2 separate regions of the Mus musculus genome follow, and region 1 is linked to region 2. The links are chromatin loops, found by intact Hi-C in ENCODE. Cell type or tissue: heart. All regions are shown on one strand. Links, peaks and the distances in the headings refer to the core of each region. The heading gives the core; the rest is flanking DNA.

Region 1 (9,930 bases), core at 1,034-9,033, 73 kb before region 2:
GGCCTTGGGCTCAGAGGTACTGCAGGCTCAAACCCAGGTCACTGGAGCCTGCAGCTTCCACAAGGACAGCACAGAGAAACCACTGCAGGCTAATGTCACTGCTAGGGATAGCCTGGGTGTTCTTGGTTGTCTAGGAGTCTAATATCTTTTGATATTGGAGGCTCCAGCCTCCTGGGAGACCTTGGCTGACTGATTCCCTGCTCAGGAATGTGAGTGTGTGGCCAGTTGTGTTTGCTGGAAAGGAAAGCAGGAAGTTATAACCAGGGATCGTTTTTTTTGCAACGTGCATGGTTCTGGGCAGCATTTCTGGGATCTGAAAGAGGGAGTGAACATCTCCATGAGTGGCTTGTGGCAGCTAAGGCATGGCCATCACTGTGGGCCTTTGCTCCATTGGCTGCCGAAATGACTTTCCCCATGGACTAAGGTCTCCTTCCACGGGAAACCTGTAGCTATTCAGTGTACATCAAACAACTATTCTAATGTGGCAGGCAGGGTCAAGAGCTTAGCTTTGCCGCAGGTTCACCGTTGGATGAAGGAATTTCAGTTGTAAACACGGTCCCTCAAGCCCTACAGCATCTGGTTACATGACTGATACTCTCTCAGTCAGGCGATTGTAGCAGCTAGCTCCAACCTGAGTAGCAGCCTTTCCATCCCTTCTGGTGTTGAGCCCAGCGCCTCCCATTTGCTTGACAAGCACCTACTGGTTAGGTATGTTGCCCTTTTTATTTGGGGATAGGACCTTGCTGAGTTGCTCCAGTTGGCCTTGAACTTCTATTCCTCCAGCCTTAGCTTCCAGAATAGCTGGGACTACAGGCTTGTACCAACACACTTGGCCTTGTGGTCTTTTTGTGTGTGATGGGCCTCTTTGGCTGTCTTTTGAAGCCTGTAACCTTCTAAATTCATGAAACATCATACACAAGGTGACAGAGGAAGAATTATAACTGAAGTAGTTAGGAAAATGTCTCTAAGACAAATTTGTTTTATACTGGTACTTTGCTTCATTATTAACACGTGAATAATAAGCCATATTGCAGGCCTGACAACCATCTGAATTTCTAGGGAGCAGTGAATGCAGATGATGTTTCAGATGTCTACAACTACTGTAAAGTCATGTATGAAGAAGACCTCTTATTTCTGTCGGTGACCAAGCCCTGGGTATAGGCCATACTATACCACCTTGTTGCTTATTTTCACCAAGGCAGGAAATGCGATGTCTCAGCTCAGTGCAGGCTAATGAAAATAAAATTAGGAACAAATGTCCCATTCACGTGCACAGGCTCCCTAAATTCTCTGTGGATCGTAAGTTAAGAGTCATTGCTCAAGGGTTATGAGTTCACTGTGTGTGCCCTCTCTCCCTCCTCATTCCTCTCCCTCTGGCCTTGTAACCCTCTCTCTATCTTTATTTATGGTTTTAGACAGTTTTACTGGCCTAAAACTCACAGGCTTGTCTTGAACTCACAGAGATCTGCCTGCCTCTGCCTTCCAAATGCTAGGACGTGTCCCACCATACCCAACTGTGGAGGTGGTCTTTTGCTTTTAATCAATCTCTGTACTGGTCACAGGTGACTGGTCGTGCTCACTGACCACTGTGGCATTGTAAGTGACACAGAGCCACTTAATAGAAAAGCTGTGTCACCTCTGTGGTAAGTCCTCCTGTGGTGATACTAATCATACTTAAATAGATTTAGCTATATTCTCCTGGAGAAAGCCGGGATTGCCACAGGCTTTGCCCAGATCTCCTCTTGCATTCCGAATCCTTAGAGCTCCTCCCTGCAGCTTGCTCTATATCATCTTCCAGTGTCAGACCCACGAATCTAGAATATATTGTTATTCTCCATATATATAAAACCCATGGTTAGTGATAGGACAGATATTTAGCCATGTTCACTGAGAAAATGGCAAAGTAGACTACACAGCTGCAAAGACATAGCTGCCAGTGTTTCTGGGCCCTAGGAATGCATTTGATCTGTAAAGAGACAGAAGGATAAACAACTTTCAACCCCTTTTTCCTAATACTATGCCCACCTCATTTTCTGTCATGTGTTGGGATGGATGTTGGACTTGGCTTAAAATAATTGTTTGAAATATATGTCAAGATTTGTAAATATTCATATGGAAGCAATATCTTCCAGAGGCCATAGGCTCTTAGGATGGGTGTTTTCTGAACTGGGCACCAGTCTTTATCCCTGAGCTTCCTGGGAAGAGCTGTGGCTGCTGAATGGGTTTTGCTGGAAGACGGGGACTGTGTCTCATTTGACTCCACAGGGAGAAGTTAGCTAGCTGTCTGTCATTTAGTGACAGTTCCCAGAGCATCATTGTAACTTGAAATTTTCCACTCTGATTACAGATGTTTCACATCTTTAAAAAAAAAAAAAAGCCCTGAATAGAGTAAAATGTTTCCATTTAAAAGCTTTGGCAATGGAATGCTGAACAAGACCTCTCTTGAGTCAGGGACACTCAATACTTCAAGTATTTACCTAAATATAGCTTACTTTAATTGTCCCCAGTCATGAGAGAACAGTAGCATGGAGAATCCAGAACTCATTGGGTTTGGGGTTCAGTGTGTGTCTCCTGCTTGAGGTTTAGCCAGGTGTGTCTAAGAAAATGATAGTCTACATACGTCGTACTGTGAAGGAACTGTAGTCTACATACATCACGTTGTGAAGGGCTGAATCACTAGGAAAATTGTCTGGTTTCACTTTCCTGGCTCATCAGCATAGAAGTTTTCACCCCGCCCCCAGGATGCTGGAGCCAGCGATGCTAGGGAGGCTCTACCTGGAGCTACTGTGTGCTTCCGCCTCCGCTTCGGTAAATGACCATAATAGTACCCACCCCTGTTGTTATTCTCAGAATCTACTTACAATAAGTACACAAAAGCCATAGGCGATTTTTACTGGTGTTCTTTGTTGCTCTTTTCCAACACCAATTTAGTGTGTGTCATGAATTTATTCATTAACTATTCCTCTAGCACTTTCAACTGTACAAAGCCTTCTAATTTTAACACCATAAATCAACCTAAAGGGGCGACCATGAGGGAGGTAAGGAGAAGGGAGGAGAGGGGACACGCGTCACTCGATCACTCGATGGGCTTGTTTTTCCTCTTCCAGCTCTGCAACTGGCCGTGCCCAGGACAGTGTCTGTGACTGAAGGAAAGGACCTGGATCTTTCTTGCAACATCACAACAGACCGTGTGGATGATGTCCGGCCTGAGGTGACATGGTACTTCAAAAAGACACCCGATACCTCTTTACTTGCCTCCCACATGCTGGCGCGGCTTGACCGTGATTCCCTGGTCCACAGCTCACCACACGTTGCTCTCAGTCACGTGGATACCCGCTCTTACCATCTACTGGTGCGAGATGTTAGCAAAGAAAACTCGGGCTACTATCTTTGCCTTGTGGCCCTCTGGGCTCCTGGACACAACAGGAGCTGGCACAAGGTGGCAGAGGCCATGTCTGCCCCGTCTGGTGTAAGCGTGACCTGGCTAGGTGAGTAAGTAGCTTGAGGAATGCCATTTAGCTTCTCTGCTTAATCCTTCCTGCACTCAGGAAGTGTGTGGTGTGCTGGGCATTCTGCCCCATGTAGATGTGTGGCTCAGACAAGTGTCCTTGAGCTCCCAGCTATAAGGAAGCCGGATGGGTTGCAGCAGTGTGGCCAGCAAGGGCAAGCATGGGTGGTGTTTGTCTCCATGCCCCTGCTGGAGGAAGTGGCTTCTTTGTTGTTGAGAGTGTCTGCCTGGGAGAACTGAGGTGAATGGCTCTGCAGTGGCTTTGTTACAGAGACAGCCATTCTCTTCTCTTTACTTAGACTCCTGGGTATTTCTGCCCTGGGCTAGGGCTCCCTAAAGCTCAATGAGAAAGAGCAGCCACTCCTCCAGCTAATGGCGAATGTTTTCTACCCTTGATGCACTGGAAGCCCCTGGTAGTTTTAACTGCAAATATCATTTACAGTAGGGGCCATCTTCCTCCCTGTCTCTCCTCAGGCTCCCAGTCCTGGAGCTGCCCCAGGTGGAGGAGTGGAGGTGTCACCTCACCCCATGCTTTATAGCAGCTTGTAACATGGGAACGTGACTGGTATCCTCACTGTGTCATCCTGCTTGTCATGTATGTGATCCCTGGAGCGCCCTTCCTTATCACATATGTGATTGTGGCTGTGTTCTACTTGTCCTATGTCCTCTGATAGATTGTCATCTCGTTATCATGTGTGCTTCCTGGAGAGTGCTCATTTTGTAATGTGTGTGCTGTGTGCTGCCAGGTAAGCCCTCCTTCATTATGTATGTGCTCCCTTGTGTATGTCTCACGTTTTCATGTGTGCTCCCTGGGAAGTCTTCATTTTGTCATATGTGCTCCCTGGTGTCCTCACTTTGTCATCTGTGTCCTTCCTGCTGTGTTCACTTTGTCATTTGTGTTCTCCCTGCTGTGCCCACTTTATCCTGCTTGCTCTTTGGTATCCCTGCTTTGTCATCTATGTGATCCTACCATGTCTTACATGAGATTGCTGGCTTTGACCTGATCTCTTTCCTGTAGTGCCCCTGGTCTTTTTTCTTATGCATCTGACCATGGGGAGGAATGTGTAGTAGCTCCTTTTGTTCAAGGGTGGTAATGGCCTTGATCATTCAATTCAGCTTAGGTGGGAGGGGCTGGTGGGGTGTGGCTGGCTCCCCACCTGCTTCATTTCCACAGTGGTCAGCCTATGGTCAGCTCTTCACTGCCCTCACAGGGCTTTGAGCCCTGACAAAGACACTTGATTTGTCTTTGATTAAGGAGGCAACACTGATCTTTAAAGGGCAGTAAAAGACTTCATCCTCTGTCTGATGCTAACCCTCCTCCTACATGTGCATGTCTCCAGCTCCTATGGAATTCTTCTCTGTCTTATATAGAGGTCCTATGCTGGCTCAAGGGTGCACTCCCTGTCTGTCTGTCCCTAAGAAATGGATGGGAACTTGTGAATGGTAGTACGGTGCAAGGGAAAGCATCCTTAGAGAGTAAGCGGTAGGGAAAGGCTAGTTGGGACTGAGACTGGGGGGGGGGTGGTAGCCCTGTGAGCAAAGTGGGGCTTTGATATCTAAAGAGCGAAAGGAGCAGGCTTATCTGCTTTCATTCCTGCAGTCAGGAGCCTGCGCTCCGAGGCGCTCTGTGAAGTCCTGGGCTGGAACAATGTTGGCCCAGCCAGGACTCTCCTTAGCAACCTTCAAAATAAAACAGATGTTGTCAGCACCAAGAGAAGAGTTTTCATCTCTGGAGTTGAATCTGTCTCACAGCTCTGATCCTGGTGCATTGTGTGGTGCTGTCAAATCCCCACTCTGGCTTCCTCCCCTCCCCGCCCCCTCCAACTTCTGAGTCCTAGCTCTGGGATTTTTTTTTTTTTTTGTGAAAATTCTGCCTGCACTCCAATTCTGAGGGTTTCTTTGAAGTCCTGGTGTATTGATCCCACATACCCTGGGGGAAGTACAGGCACTGTCAGACATCAGGGGCAAGCTCTGGGAGGGAACGGGCTTTGTAACTGAAGGGATTTGTTGGTGACGTGTTCTCCAGAGACTGAGGGGAAATAAAGAGGCTAAACTGTGGGAAAGACTCCCTGATTATCCTAAGGGTCCTGCCACTCGTTTTCCTGCAGAGTGCCGGTGCCATTGTGAAAGACATGAGTGCACATCTCCAGTGCATGCATGGAGCCCCAGAGCTTCTGTGTGCTTTACACAGACTAGGCCTGCCCCAACATATAGATAGCGTAAAACCCATGCATCCAAACCCAGAACTGTATGCAGGCATGACCGTGGCTTAGAGTATGCAGAGGCCCTTGCATAATTGTGAGCTCACCAGGAGTGTAAACATTATAAAAACAACTGTGTTCTTCTCTGTCTTCCTCTTAAGCCTTCACCCCGGTCTCTGTGACTCATGGTTTGCAGCTGCTTGGACGCTTGTCAGGAGACGAGTCGGGCCTGAGTACAGCCACAGGCCTTTAGTCACAGTCTGCAGACTGCATTCTCTGCCCAGAAACTGAGGCAGCTGACTGACCCTACATGTTTTCTCTAGAAATGTAATTTGTGCATGCCATCAAATACAACTCGGGCCTGTATAAGATAATGAAGATGTGACACACACACACTCACAGACACACACACACACAAAGCCAGGAACACAGCTGACCTGCTAAGTATAGAGGTCATCCTAGGTAGGTGATGTGGACTGTTGTCTCTTAGAGAGTGGGATCCTCGTGCCCATGTGATGCAGCACTTGGTTTTGCACTTGACACATTGAGAATTCTAATTACCATTTATTGAACACCTTTTCCAGGCCCTGACGGAGAACTTTATATGTATTAAATGGTCAGGTGGGAAGTGCTTATGATCATCTTTGGGAAGGAGACTCTTCCCCCATTGGCTAATTCTGGTTTCTTGTCTGGGATGGCTTAGAATTGTGGCTTTAGTTGAATCTGTCCTAGGCATTGTCTTCGTGTATGGGGAATGTCTTTGGCCTTGGAAGTCAGCTCTACCTCCTGAGACAACCAGTCCCAAGTCCTAAAGATGGGCTGTTCCTGTTGTCCCAGTTGATGACGGGGTGGGAACTGTCTTAGCCCATTGTCTTACATGGGCCTACTATCGATGGTCTGAGAAATGAACAACCCTTTGCAGCAGGGTGGGAGGATCTGGTGAATTTTTGTAAGAAGGTGAGAGAAAGGCCTTTTGCTAAGATTTGTATTCCTCTTTGAAGAAGGAAAAGCTCTAGTTGGTTTGCAAAATGAAGAACAAAGCAACAGACATAAAGAAATAATCAAGATCAAAAGAGGCAAAGAGAATCCAAGAGCAGTTATTGCTTGGGATGAGTTAGTTGAGTGGTTGGCATGAATTTGTTGCTGCATTTGAGCACCAAATTTGTAGAGTTTTGAAGGCGAGACAAAAAGAGATGTTCTTATCCAGTTGTCTGAGAAAGAAAACATAAACTTTTGGAGAGGCAAACTTTTTCTTGGCACTGAATTTATCCCATGTTTTTTTCATTTTGGGGTGGAGGTGGGGGCAGTGGATAATTTAATGGCTAGTGCCCACAACTGTTCTTTTACCAAAGGCCTTCAGTGATTGTTCAAATGTATGTTTCTTATACCCATGCTCTCTAAGAGATGAGGGTGTGAATTGTAAGTGTGGAAAGGAGTTTCTCTCTCGAAAGAACTTGAATTGCTTCAGGAAACAAATGTTGCTTTGTGTTGATCCAATTTAGTGTATGGCTGAAACAGAGAGCCAAGCGGAATGGCCAGTTAATCTGCACATTTTAAGCCATCTCTCTGTGCTATCAAATGTCTTAAACGAGCCCTTGGCAGGAGTTGGTTACTAATCAGTTTATGGTTGAGCTCTCTGCCCGAAGTACCAGACTTCTGTTAATTAGAGAGGGCTCCTAAGGCTCAGGATGCAGGAGGAGGCACAAGAGCAGGAGGGGGCAGGGCTGAGCTCTGCTGGTCAGTCCTGAGAGTGGATTTGCATTCTTCACCACTGGAGAACTGGCATCTCTTCAGCAGTGTGCCAGCAAGGAAGGTAATTACTTTCTTCTTTAAAAGGAGCTGTTAACCTGCTAAGCACTTGGTAGACACTCCGGTGTTCTGGGCCGTCTGTAGGACAGACATCCTGGTTAGATATATGGTGGTTTTTAGCATGGCTATTGCCTGTATCTGTCCAGGATTATTCCAGAAAACCGGTGGAGTAGTGGAGTCTGCTTTGTCGGTTTCGGCATTCTTGGTTTAATGGGAGTGCATCAACCTGGCCCGGCGCCTCCCAGTTACATCCCTGGTACTTTCCTTGGTGTTGGTGGTGACTTATTAGTGCTTAAGGGTCTCCCTCACCAACTTGTTAGCCAGCTAGGACGTAGGAGTACTCATGCATTCAGGAACCAAACTAGCATGGAGGAATCAGGAAAATGTGTGTAGGAAAATGGACGTCGAATTCCCAAGAGGTGCAAGGGTTAGAGCCAGCCCTTCCTCCTGTGCTCTGGATATTCCTGGCCCTCTCTGAGAGGAGTGAATGAGGATGAAGGGAGCTGAGGCAGGCCATCTGAACTGCGTATTGCTCTGAGATGGCTAATGCTGACTTCTGTCATGATAATTGTTCCTCTTGGACTCTGCAGAGCTATCCCTCCCACCCCACCCCCATCACAGGACTTAATTTGTAGCCATCTCTGTTTAAATATGAGAGTCTTTATTATACAGATGAGTGTGCTAACTCTTGGAGTATCTGACCGTGGCAAGTGCCTGGAAAGTGGAGTGCTCCTCCTGGTCTTTCTAACCCTGCCCTTCCCACATTATCTATACAAGGTTACAGTTGGAGAGAGGGGGTTAAAACATGCCCTCCTGGAATGCAGCATGTGTGCCTGGGGAGCAGGGTCAGAGCTTCTCTGATAGCATCACTCTGAACTTCTGGGAGGGAGCAGGCCAAGAAAGCTTGGTACCCCAGGGGTGGGATGAGCCTGTCCAGGTAGTCTGGGTTGGGAGCCAGATGACCTAGATAGAAAGCTCTCCCATGCAATTCTGCTCACACTCTATGCAGAAATTCTCTAACTTAGCTTCCTGAGCTTCATTTTTGTTTGTCATTTGAAACATACACAAAGATAATACTAATCCTATAACATGGGAGAGTTAAGCCAAATTCCAAGAAAGTATTATGGCCTGCTGCCTGGCATCTAGAAAGCCCTCCGAAAATGCTGATTGTCACTCTTGTTACTGCAGAATGGGATAAGCTATATACCTTCTTTATAGACTTGTCAGAGTAAGTGAAGGGTGTCTGCATACCTCGCCGACACACTAGGAAAAGCAGGCACCCTGGAAACAGTAGGCAGGAAATACTGTGGTCTGTAACGTAGCCAGTCATTCTCAAGGTTTTCACTGTTTGGAAAACTTGGAGAAAGGCATTTAGTGATCCCTGTTTGTAGTGGAGTCTCTCTTCGGAGGAGGGTCACCTGCGAGTCTATAGCTTTGGAGAGAGAGTGTCAGAGCAGGTGTGGACCTGGTACCCAGATTAGAAAGCAGGCCCGAATTCTCACATGCTCTTGGCGCTCAGCTTGACACGGCTCCGTGTTCCGAGAGAGCTGATAGATAGCATGGGTGGGTGTTTATTTTCAGCTTCTCAAAACAAATTTACAAACATTTGCAGAAGAAATAATCACCAGCTTTAACTGCAAGTATCTTACTTATCTGATTTCAACTCTCTCTCTCTCTCACACACACACACACTCGCTCGCTCACATGCACGCATGTGCGCGCTCACATACACTTTTTAATCTGCAAGAGCATAAAGCATACTCGAGAGGCCATGTCTTTTCTTCTGCGAGACAGGAGCTCTTTCCCTTTGTAGCCCAGCTGGCCTTGAACTCAGCACCCTCTGGCCTCTGCCTCTCACATGCTGGAACTGCAGGCAGGTCGTACCTCAGCAGCCTCCAGATACCACTTACCACTGAGTACTTGAGGATGCATCTTAACTGATGAGCATTTTCAGACATAACCCTCCTTGCGTCCTTAGCTGATTTCTTGATGAGACCAGGCAGAATGTAGCAGTAATCAGTGCTGAAATACTACGCCCGAAATGAGCATTTTTATGCAAAATATTAAATTTAGTCCAATTCAGCCAGTATGCTAATATCTTTGATATAGAAGGTGCTTTATGCATAGCATGTGCAGAGAGATGCTCTGAGTAGCCTTGAAAAAAGTCCTAGAAGATTCCATGAGCTGTACATACAAATAACAGAAGTTTAAGGCAGTGTTCTAGTAAAATCTCCAGAGATTGAGGGGCCTGGCAGGTGGTAAGATCTCTGCTGAACACTTTGTGACTGAGAAGTGAGGATATTTGACAGTGTGCCCAGGGAGTTCAGAGGAGGCATTCTGTGTTGCCAAGGTAAAGCAACAAAGAAAAGGGTGTGTGTCAGAAGCCTAGAGAAAGACACACCCTCTACAAAC
Region 2 (9,930 bases), core at 1,152-9,151:
CTCCAGCACTGCTACCGATCCTCTCCCACAGACTTCGTCCTGAAGCTGCATCGGGTGGAAATGGAGGATGCTGGGATATATTGGTGCAGGGTGACTGAGTGGCAGCAACATGGCCACCCAGGCAAGTGGATCAACCAAGCCTCAGGCGAGTCGCAACGAATGGTGCTCAGGGTGCTGCGCTCAGGTAACTTGGGGGTCACTCAGCCACTGGCTCAGGGGCCGTGGCATATCTCTTCCCCTCTGCAACTCCTGCTAGCCTTCTTTCCTCCTTTCTTTTGGCTAATGATAAGATTTCAAATTCCTCAAAGATAACTTGACTGCCTTCTCCATACTAACTCATTTTAACCAGCAAGGTCTGCGTGAGGTTTGGGCACAGATACCTGACTAATAGGTACATCTGACCTGTCTGACCTTCCCTGCCCAAGCAAAGAGCCATCCGCATCATGTATGCCTCTGATACCCAAACAGCATGTGCAGCCAGCATCCTTACCTCTTGGCTGATGCTCTAATCCTCGGATGCTGTTTTTTAGTGGAAAAGAAAATGAGGCAGAATAAGATGGTTGTTGTGGTGATAGTTCTGCACTTTGACTCAACTGAACCAGAGTCAGTTACACCCAAATACTTCCTTGGTCAAGGGAAGAAAAGAACCCAAACACTCTTCCTCAAAGAACCATTGCTGGGATCTCTACCCAACGTGCAGAGGCAGAACAATTGCTGTGGTTCAAAGCTTTAGAGACTCTGGTCCATGATCATTTGGCCCTGTGACTGAGTCTGCAGCAGCATACCATGGCAGGAGTATGTAGCTGAGCAAAACCACTCACCCCGTGACTAGGAAGTCAGAGAGAAAGGAAGAGGAAGGGCTGGTGTCTCACTGTCCCCTTCAATGATGCGCCTTTAATAACACAAAGATCTCCTACTAGAACCATCTCCCACTAGGCACCACCACCTCCTAATAGAACCAAACTGAAGAGCAGGCCCTTAACACATGGACTTCTAGGGCATCAGATGGTCATTTAAGACCCAAATGGTAGCAATGGTCATTTAGTATCCTCTTTCCATTGTATCATTGTGTCCTGGAAGACTTCAAAGAGAGGACAATGTCATAGAGAGTTAGTTGCCTCCTGGACTCCAACAAAGAGAACCACCACTCAAAGGCCTTTGACCAAAGAGTGACAGTTCTTTGTGTAGGGAAGTCATCCTCAGCCACTGCCTCAGCCTAGTGTCGAATGAGACATGTGATAAGCATCTATGAGGCATGTGCTAATAAGACACATCTTCTAGCAAGACCAATAAATTGGGGCTGGCTATAGGATCTGCCAGATAATTATCTTAGCTACTTCTTTCTTATTCCAGTGAGACTCAAGTAGGTGAAAGGCAAATTACAGGCTGACCTTCTGTTGGAAAAGGAAGACTAGAGAAATTAAGGCAAAGTCTTAGTACTCTACCACAGGAAAGATAAATGGATTTATCATAAAATTGACATTCCTAGGAGACCAGCTGGCTTTAGTAACAGTTCCTGGAAGGAGAAGGGTCCATATGTCAATTTCTCACAGGCAGAGAGCCTCACTACATCCAGTTAGGGTCCACCTGAAGTGTTCCCTAGGGCTCTACCATCCTCTTCCCTGTCTAATCTTCAGGGCTCCATCATCCTTCATCCTTCAGTAATTTTTTTATGTGTCCAGGTAGAATTTTTCTTATCAGCTTTCCATTACAACAGTTATAGATGCTGTTCCACACATCTGGGTACACCCTACAAATGTTTTCCTCTGGAATTCATGGGCCCTATGGAGTCAGCAGTTTTTATAGTAGAATAGGTAACAACCATAGGAAGGACAGACTCCGTGACTAGCAAGCATGTCCCCTATGAGACAGGTGAGATGCTGCACGGTCTATATATGTGAGAACGTGTGGAGCAGGTGCAAAGGAGGAACTCTGGAGGGAGACAGTAAAACAATGACGTCACTTGTGTCTCCTCTGAAAATGCTCACAAGCCTGGGCCACGACCAGCAGGGATTTCACTGCAACTAACACCATGTGTTCCCAAGGCAGCCCTGTGACTGAGACACTGGCCTGGACCACCTCACTGCTCCTGGCTGGTGGTTAGGGAAACAGGCTGGAGCAACAAAAAGTCCTTAAGGATTGGAGACCATAAGCCTAAACTCAGCTTACAGTCCTACCATGTATTAGCTATGTCATCAGACTGTGTTTCCACATATGGGGTTTGGCTTTCTCATAAAAAGAGGATCATAATACAAATACATTTTTTAAAAACCTAGTACAGACACTGGCATATTTTAAGTTTTCGATAAATGTTCCAGTACAGCCAGGGCTACACAGTAAAACACTGTCTGGAAAAACCAAAAGAAAAAAGATACAGTTCCGGATGGAAAGAAAGTCGGGGTGGCAGGAACTTGAGGAGGGTGAGTTCCATTGTGTCTGCATTTTGGAGGAACCAGCAATGGGTGCTTATGCTGGGCTCACTTTCTCCTTCTTTAGAATCTGAGTCTAAGGAATGATGCCACCCACAGTGGGCAAGCCTTCACACCTCAGTTAACATGATCAAGATAACCCTCCACAGAATTGCCTGTTTCCTAGGTGATACCAGATTCAGTCAAGCTAAGGACTCTAACCATCACACATACCTACGTAATATGCTTATACCCATCTATGTGGCAGACTGTTTTAGTTTGCTCAATAAGTAATCGTATGAGATCTGAGCACACAAAAGTACCTATGGCAGAGGTCGTTCCCACAGAGTGGGAAGAGTCGAACCTGCTGTGCTGAGCATCATCAGAGAAATAGTCCCGGGATGCAGAGAGAGCAACTGAACTGGAGTGAAGGGTCAAGGATGGATGCTATCTGGGAAGGTCCCCTATAATATGGATGAATGGGAAGAAGGAAAACTATTCTAAGGAATGGTATACAAGATGGCAAAAAGATCTAAAACTCCATGCCAGAGCAAGGGACCCTCAGTGGTAGAGAATGCCTGGATCTCAATGCACAAGACTAAGCGATGGGAGAACGGGTGTGGGAATAGCACAGAGCTAAGATGTGCTTGGTGTCTAAAGTGAGGGAGAGGTGCTTTATCATGGCAGTTATGGGTGCTACTGCATAGGTTCAGGTGCAGCGGCGACACCCTCAGAGTCACATTTAGAAGGTTCCCATTGAGTGGAGCAGTGAAGCTGAGGTGAAGGGAGGCTGACAGAGCAGGGTGAGCTACATGAAACTGTAGCCAAGATGAGGGGAGATGGAGGCCTGAGCTCGGGCGGTGCTAGTGAGAAGGAGGGACGAGTGAACAGTCAAGTGTTTGGAGGTTGCTAGCTAGCTAGACATCTGTGGTCAGTGAGTGAGCAGAAGAGGCAAATCAGTATTGGGGCTTGGGTGGATCACGAGACCGTTTACCAAGCAAAACCAAACCCAGGCTTAGAGCGGGAGATTTTTCTGATATGTGCAAGTTGAGCTGGACCGCAACTCAAAAAGAGTTTCTAAGAAGCGTTTATCTGGGAAATAGTGGGAATTCCAAGGGTGACCCACACCTAACTTGTACACTAGGAGATATCAATGTATGGCCAGTAATGATGCTCAGGGGAGGACCCCCGAGGTAAAGTGCCAGGCATCAGTGGGTATCAGGTATCAGTGGGTATCAGGAGGTGAGAGAAACTCAAGAGAGGGAAAAGTACAATAGGCTGCTTAAGATAAGAATGGGAGATGCCTCAGGGCTTAAAAAAAAAAACAGCTGTGTAACCATGGTAACTAGAGTTCAGGTCCTAGGACCCCTGCAACAAGCCAGGCATGACCTCATATGCACGTGTGATTCTATTGGTGACAAAGTAGGAAAGCTCTCTGGGGTTTGCTGGTTGCCAGCCTAGGCAAAAAGTAACATGAGCTACAGGAGAGACCCTGACTCAAGAGGACAAGGCAGAGGCACACACAGAGAGAGAGAGAGAGAGAGAGAGAGAGAGAGAGAAAGAGAGAGGGAGAAAGAGAGAGAGAGAGAGAGAGAGAGAGAGAGAGAGAGAGAGACAGAGACAGAGACAGAGACAGAGACAGAGACAGACAGAGAGACAGCGACAGAGAGAATGGGAACATCTTCACTGGATCTAACATGGTAAAGGCAGAAAAGCTATATGAAAGTCAGCCTGAGGAGGCTGAAGAGTGAGGAAGCTGACAGGCTAGGTGTAAGGTAATTTCTCAAGAGCTGTAAAGGTCAGGAGAGAAAACCAGAAGAAATGGCAGGGAACATTGATACATGAGGTTTAATTATTTGTCCTGCTTGAGGTTCAAGTCGGTAGGCTCGGGGGCATGTTTACAGTACACAGAGGAAGAGGCAGCAGGGTTGGATGGAGATGCAGTCCTGACAGCGGCCCAGCATCTCCTCCTAATATCCTTCCTGGTCTGCATCTGAGCCCTTGTGGTTCTCCGTCATCACCCTGCAGCTACCTGTACCATACAGATCACCACTAGGGGGCACCCAAGACAGGCACAGATGTTTGCTGGCGTTGACTCAGTTGACTCCTGCTGACTGCCAGCTCTGCATGTTGGTAGACTCCAAATCAAAGACAGCTTATAACGGCTCCTCACTTCACCACCTCCCCTATTTGGCCACACCAGATGGGGTTAGCTTTAGAACTCCACGAAAGAGCCATGGATCACGTGGCTTGAGTGGAGGCAGAGCAGACATATCCTGGACCTAGTTCCTCCCTCCCCCCACCCCCAACTGTCTCTTTACAGTGACTCTCTAAGGTGAGTGCTATAAGGCTGAGCCTTTTTGTCTCACCTCAGATCCTAAGTACAAATGTGTTGCCTGGTTTTTTTTTTTTTTTTTTTTTTGTTTGTTTTTTTTCTGAGTTAAGGTTTCATGCTCCCAGGCTGTTTGAACACATGCTATGTAGGATAATCGTGAACTTGTGATCTTTCTGCCTCTACCTCCTCAGTGCTAGGATTACACATCTGCCCTATCACAGCATACATATATACACATATATACACAGCACACATAGACAACACGAGGGTTCAGACCCAGATTTTTGTGCATGCATGCCAGACAAACGCCTTACCTAAATGTTGTGTTCTGAAAAATTGTCTTGATGCAGTGGTAGGCCAGACCACTGTATCTCTGTTTTTATTTAGATAAGAATTTATTAAGGAATGGATTCTTAAAGGAGGCATGCATTCCTCCCACACTGGAGTTTCTAGAGAGGCCATTTGTTTCTTCTCCTCGGCATACTCAACAAGGTCTGGCACGAGGCACTGAGCTAACACTTGAGAGAATGAACAAGCACTCCTTCAATTAGGTTAAAACAGGAAGCTGTCAGGGGCCGCCTACACTTGCTGCAGAGATCCAAACCCCACTTTTAGTTCTTGGCAGGAGCCAGATCTCTCAAGTGACCTCATATGGCCCAAGTTCTGAATGGAGGTAGAGAGAGGCTGAAAACACCTCTCTCTCTCTCTCTCTCTCTCTCTCTCTCTCTCTCTCTCTCTCTCTCAAGTCAGCATTTCCTCAGAAATGTCCAAAAGCAAAGCTCTTCCTGGTGTGCCTGGACATGGGCAGAAGGAAGCAACTTCTAAACGATTGCTCAAGACGAAGTGAGTTCATTACGTCTTTGGCTCCATTCTGCAGGCCTTGTTCTTTGAGTCTGGGGCACTTAGTCGGATTGATTCAAAATGCCAAACTGTAATGGTTTCGTGTGTCACCAGCTCTCTTCCAAATCTGGGTGAGAGGCAGATGGTGGGAAATGGGCACCGCAGGATCCGGAGCAACCAGTGCCCTCCCCTGAGAGGTCATTTAGAAGCACCAGAGCTGACAGTGGCTCACACTTGGCCAACTCAGCACTGTGCAGAGGGCCCTGTGCTGCCCTTTGGTGGCAGACTGCACTAAATGGAGTTGTCTCCTCCCAGGAAGGCAGTTCCTTCATGCTGAAGGCTAGCGTCTTGGGGGCAGAATAACCCAGTGCCACATTTCTTCCTGCATCCTGTGTGCCCGTCCCTGTCACCATCATCATATGCCATCCCAGCATCTGTGAGACTCACCACAGACTCACCTCCTGATTCCCTCCCACCCGACTAGAAAGAAAGCCAGCAGATTAGTTCCCTTGCTGTTGCTATGATAAAACACCGTGACCAGGGTAACTTATAGAAGAATTAATTTGTTTGGGCCTATAATTCCAGAGGGTTAGACGCCATGATGGCAGAGCAGAGGCAGCAGGTAGTGGGTATGGCAGCTGGCACAGACAATGAGGGCTCACATCCTGAACTACAAGCACGAAGCAGAGAAAGTGAACTAGAAGGGCAGTATGGCTCCTTAAACTCTCAAAGCCTGCCACAGTGACATATTTCCCCCAGCACGGCCATACTTCCTACTCCTCCCCAGGCAGCACCAACAACTGAGGACCAAGTGTTCAAACGCCTGAGATAGATGGGGTTATCTTACTCAAATCACCGTAGCCAGGGTCTCCAAAGCACTTGACTTTCCCTGTGGAGGGTGAGATTTAGCCATGGAAGAACATGAGAAGTCCATTGTGGTTGTTGGCTTCCCATCTCTGGGACAGAAGACCTGAGATAACTTCTAAGGAAGAAAGGAATATTTTTGTCTCATTGTTTTGGAGTTTTCAGGGCATGGTTGGTTGGTCTATGGCTTCCGTCTGGCAGCAAGATGGATAAGAGGGGAGGGTGTGGCACTTCAAGAACCTTCTCACCTCTTGGCATCCTGGAAGCAAAGAGAAAAAGGGGAGGGAGGGAGGGAGGAAGAATAAGAATGAATGAATACCAGAACTCTACTGTCCCCTTTAAGGCTGTGCTCCCAGTGACCTATGACCTCCCGTTGAGCTCCACCTCTTAAAGGTCCCATCAACTTTCCAGTAGTGCCAAGCCAAGGCCACATCTTTACTACCTGGCTCTTTTGCAGGACATTCCAGATCCAAACTACAGAGCTGAGGTCTCTGTGGGGAATCAGTAACCTAGGGAGAAGGTTGCCTGGGCGTTTCTCACTTGTCCCAGGAACATTTCTAGCTCATGTCTATTGCTTACTCACTCAACAAATGGTCCAGGTATTGTATTAAATGTTATATTTCATATTATCTCATCGCAGCTCCATAAGTTATTATCCCTGTTTAGTTGATAAGGAAATAGAGGCTGGGGGAGATGAATAACTTCTCCAATGTTCATAAGAGTGAGTTGAGGAGTGAAGAAGAGCTGAACCAAGTTCTCTCTGAAGTACAGGCGGTTACTCATTCACTCCGGTGTAGGGACCGCTCATGGCCAGTGTTTTCTTAGGGACTCCATGGCTCCATCCCCTCCCTGTGAAAGGTTTTGGGTCTGGGGTCAAGAGAGACACTAAAGCAGATTGCCATGTTTGGGTAAGAAGTTTATTACAAGGGTTATTAATGCCAAGGACAGACAGCAGCATGGCAGGAGCCCTAATGAGTGTTCAAGCCCACGGGCAGAGTTAGGAGGGCACCTCTTAGAGGTCTCAGGAAGGGGATGGGGTCACATGGTGAGCGTGCAGCCAGGCTCTCTCTGTTTCAGCGGCTGCAGAGTGGAGAGCAGAAGGGAATTCCAGGAAAGAGATGTGCAGCTCTGAGGATCTGGGGAAGTGAGGAAGAAGGGCCTGGCTAGTTGACGTCTATCCAGTATATGGTGGAGGCATGTGTCAACGCTGGTGCCCTTTTGATATTCCAGGGGGTCCAGCCCTGAGGTTTGTAAATTTGCTTGGGGAAGTGAAAAACTGTGGCTGTCTGTCATTCTCTGGGAGTCTGGACACCTGAGGAAACTGTTGACACTCTCCTAGATGGGCTTTCTGTAGGGGGCCCGTCATTTCCTGACAGTGACCACTGCTATAAAAAGAAGCTTCTTTGGGTAGCCATGGTTGAGTGGCCTGGCCTATTCTAACACAACATCGCAGCCTGCTTCATTTGACCATGCTTGCCAGCGTCATATCACATGCGACCCAGGGGACTAATTATCATTCGCCTGGATCATTTGAAAGAAGAATGCAGAAAGAGGTTAGAAAAAAATTAAAAATTAAACCAGGCATGGTGACACACTCCCATAATCCCAGCCTTTGGGAAGTTGAGGCAGGAAGATCTTGTGTTTGAGGTTAGTTCAGGCTACATAGTGAGACTCAGCCTCAGATCAAAACAAACAATAGGAAAAAAAAATTCAAAATCTCTCTCTCTCTCTCTGCCATTGATTACATTTTCAAGAAGGAAAATCAGATGCAAGATGAAAACTACAATTGAGAACAGAAAAAAAATATCTAGGCCACCAACTCTGCAGCTCTGTGCCAAACCCATTCAGAACTGACAGCCTAATGCCAGGGACCGACACTGCATGATGGCGGCCACCTTGGCTCTTGCATGGGGAATACACTCGGTAGCTGGTTCCTTCTCCAGGATCCTGGAGGACTTTCGGGGGAGGTGCGTTACAAGGTACAGAGACATGTAAGACACAGGCCCAAGCCTCCAGGAGCTCACAGTACCTATCACGAGCAAATGTCTGGGCTCTCTCTTGATTTCCAGTGAAGAGGCAGTCTTTGACGTGTAAAGTGCTTCAGAGAGGCCCCAAGGGGTCTTTTCTTTTGCACTTGGAGGTTGGTCAGAACGACCTATCAAAACTGTTTTATCACTGGGAATCCATAGTCTCGGAAATTGTATAGCTTAACCTTTGAAGAAGAGAGGTCTCCTGTCGTTAGTTTCCCAAGCAAAGCACAGCTGCTGTTAGCATCGGATTGTTCAGAATAGCCCTGATTTCAAATAGTTCAGAAATGTAGTTGGAAGAGTGCAGTGAGTGGTTGGTACCACTTTACACATGTGGCTTTCTGCTGAATGCCTGTAACCCAGGCCTTTAGCCATTAGCCCAGGGTACCATTTCCGAGGACCTGTGGTGGCCGCAGTCCTCTCTGCTTTGCCTCTCTGGGAAATGACCAGGAGCCCCAATGCCCCACATGTCAGTCTGTTGATGGTGCCTCCCATCGGCCTGCAGCTGCGGAGGATCGGAGGATCGCATGCTTTGGCGTGCCTCTCTGTATGGTGGCTTTGACTCTGTGGCGGCATTCAGTTTGGTTTAAGATCACCAAAGGCAGGAACCCAGGACACTTAGCCATTCTCAGTCCAGGGAAGAAAGGAGCCGAAACAAAGGGCTGTGTGACAAGGAGGGGTGAGCACGGGACCATGCAAGAAGTCTGGGAGAAGTGAGATCCAACCAGACAGGGACTGTGCCCAGTGGCTTAGATACAGGAAGTGAGAATTGAGCATAGTGGGGCAAGGAGTCAGGACCCGGGATAACCTATATGTCATGGGTCAGGGGCAAAAGTGCCCTCCTTCATAGGCACAGCTGTTACTGAGGACAGCTTAGTGCACTGTGAGTTTCAGAAACAGCAGTGGGAATATCTCAGTTAAAAATTCAGAGCCAGCCACACAGTTGAGAACGAGAACTGAATTATACATATCTTTTCTGAGGGAAGAAGATTAAAGGAAAGGTTTTCTTTCTCTCTCTTCTTTTTTTTTTTGTTTTGCTTTTCTTTTTTGGCTGGTGGTTGTAAGTAGGTCATTGGCAGCTGTACAGCTGCAATGGCCGGGCAGGGGGAAGAGGTGTGTGTTGGGAATGTCCTGGGCCTGTTCTTCCAGTGCACTTGCAGGGCGAGAGGCCTGTGCCATTCCACCTTGTCATCTACACGGACTTGCCGATAATGATGTGTAGGGAGACGTACTCGCCTGCTCGGCCCCGATCGTTGGGACACTGATTGATTGTCTTCTGTGTTTCTCTGGTTGCAGAGCCCACGGTCTCCTCCCTGATCTGCTCCTCGGGGCCCTTGCTCCACTTCCTCATCGTCTGCCCCTTCGTCATGCTGCTCCTTCTGGCCACGTCCTTCCTCTGCTTGTACCGGAAGGCCAGGAAGTTGTCACAGCTGAGTCTCAGTGCAAAGAAAGAAAA

What was found. A loop is a pair of places that touch in the nucleus more often than their neighbours do. Peaks named below come from ENCODE experiments on the same cell type or tissue, not always from the same donor. Only the 100,000 strongest peaks of a DNase experiment are listed, where the experiment ranks them.
Region 1: a loop joins it to region 2, with 1.9 times the contacts of the local background. A loop is called at or near these places in 2 of 42 quality-filtered maps.

The regions. Positions count from the first base shown.
Region 1 is chr3:101,066,368-101,076,297 of GRCm38, reverse strand. Ptgfrn (prostaglandin F2 receptor negative regulator) reads left to right here. Exons shown (of 9, transcript NM_011197.3): 4 at 3,108-3,488. Among named protein-coding and RNA genes, the nearest start is that of Gm52612, 38 kb to the left of the region's middle. In heart, for the core only: no CTCF peak of the experiment used is centred there; DNase peaks (open chromatin) are centred at 5,157 and 5,907; H3K27ac peaks cover 4,121 bases.
Region 2 is chr3:100,993,735-101,003,664 of GRCm38, reverse strand. It overlaps Cd101 (CD101 antigen), which reads left to right. Exons shown (of 9, transcript NM_001167906.2): 8 at 1-184; 9 at 9,771-9,930. Among named protein-coding and RNA genes, the nearest start is that of Ttf2, 29 kb to the right of the region's middle. In heart, for the core only: a CTCF peak has its summit at 4,460 (motif pointing right); DNase peaks (open chromatin) are centred at 4,444 and 5,304.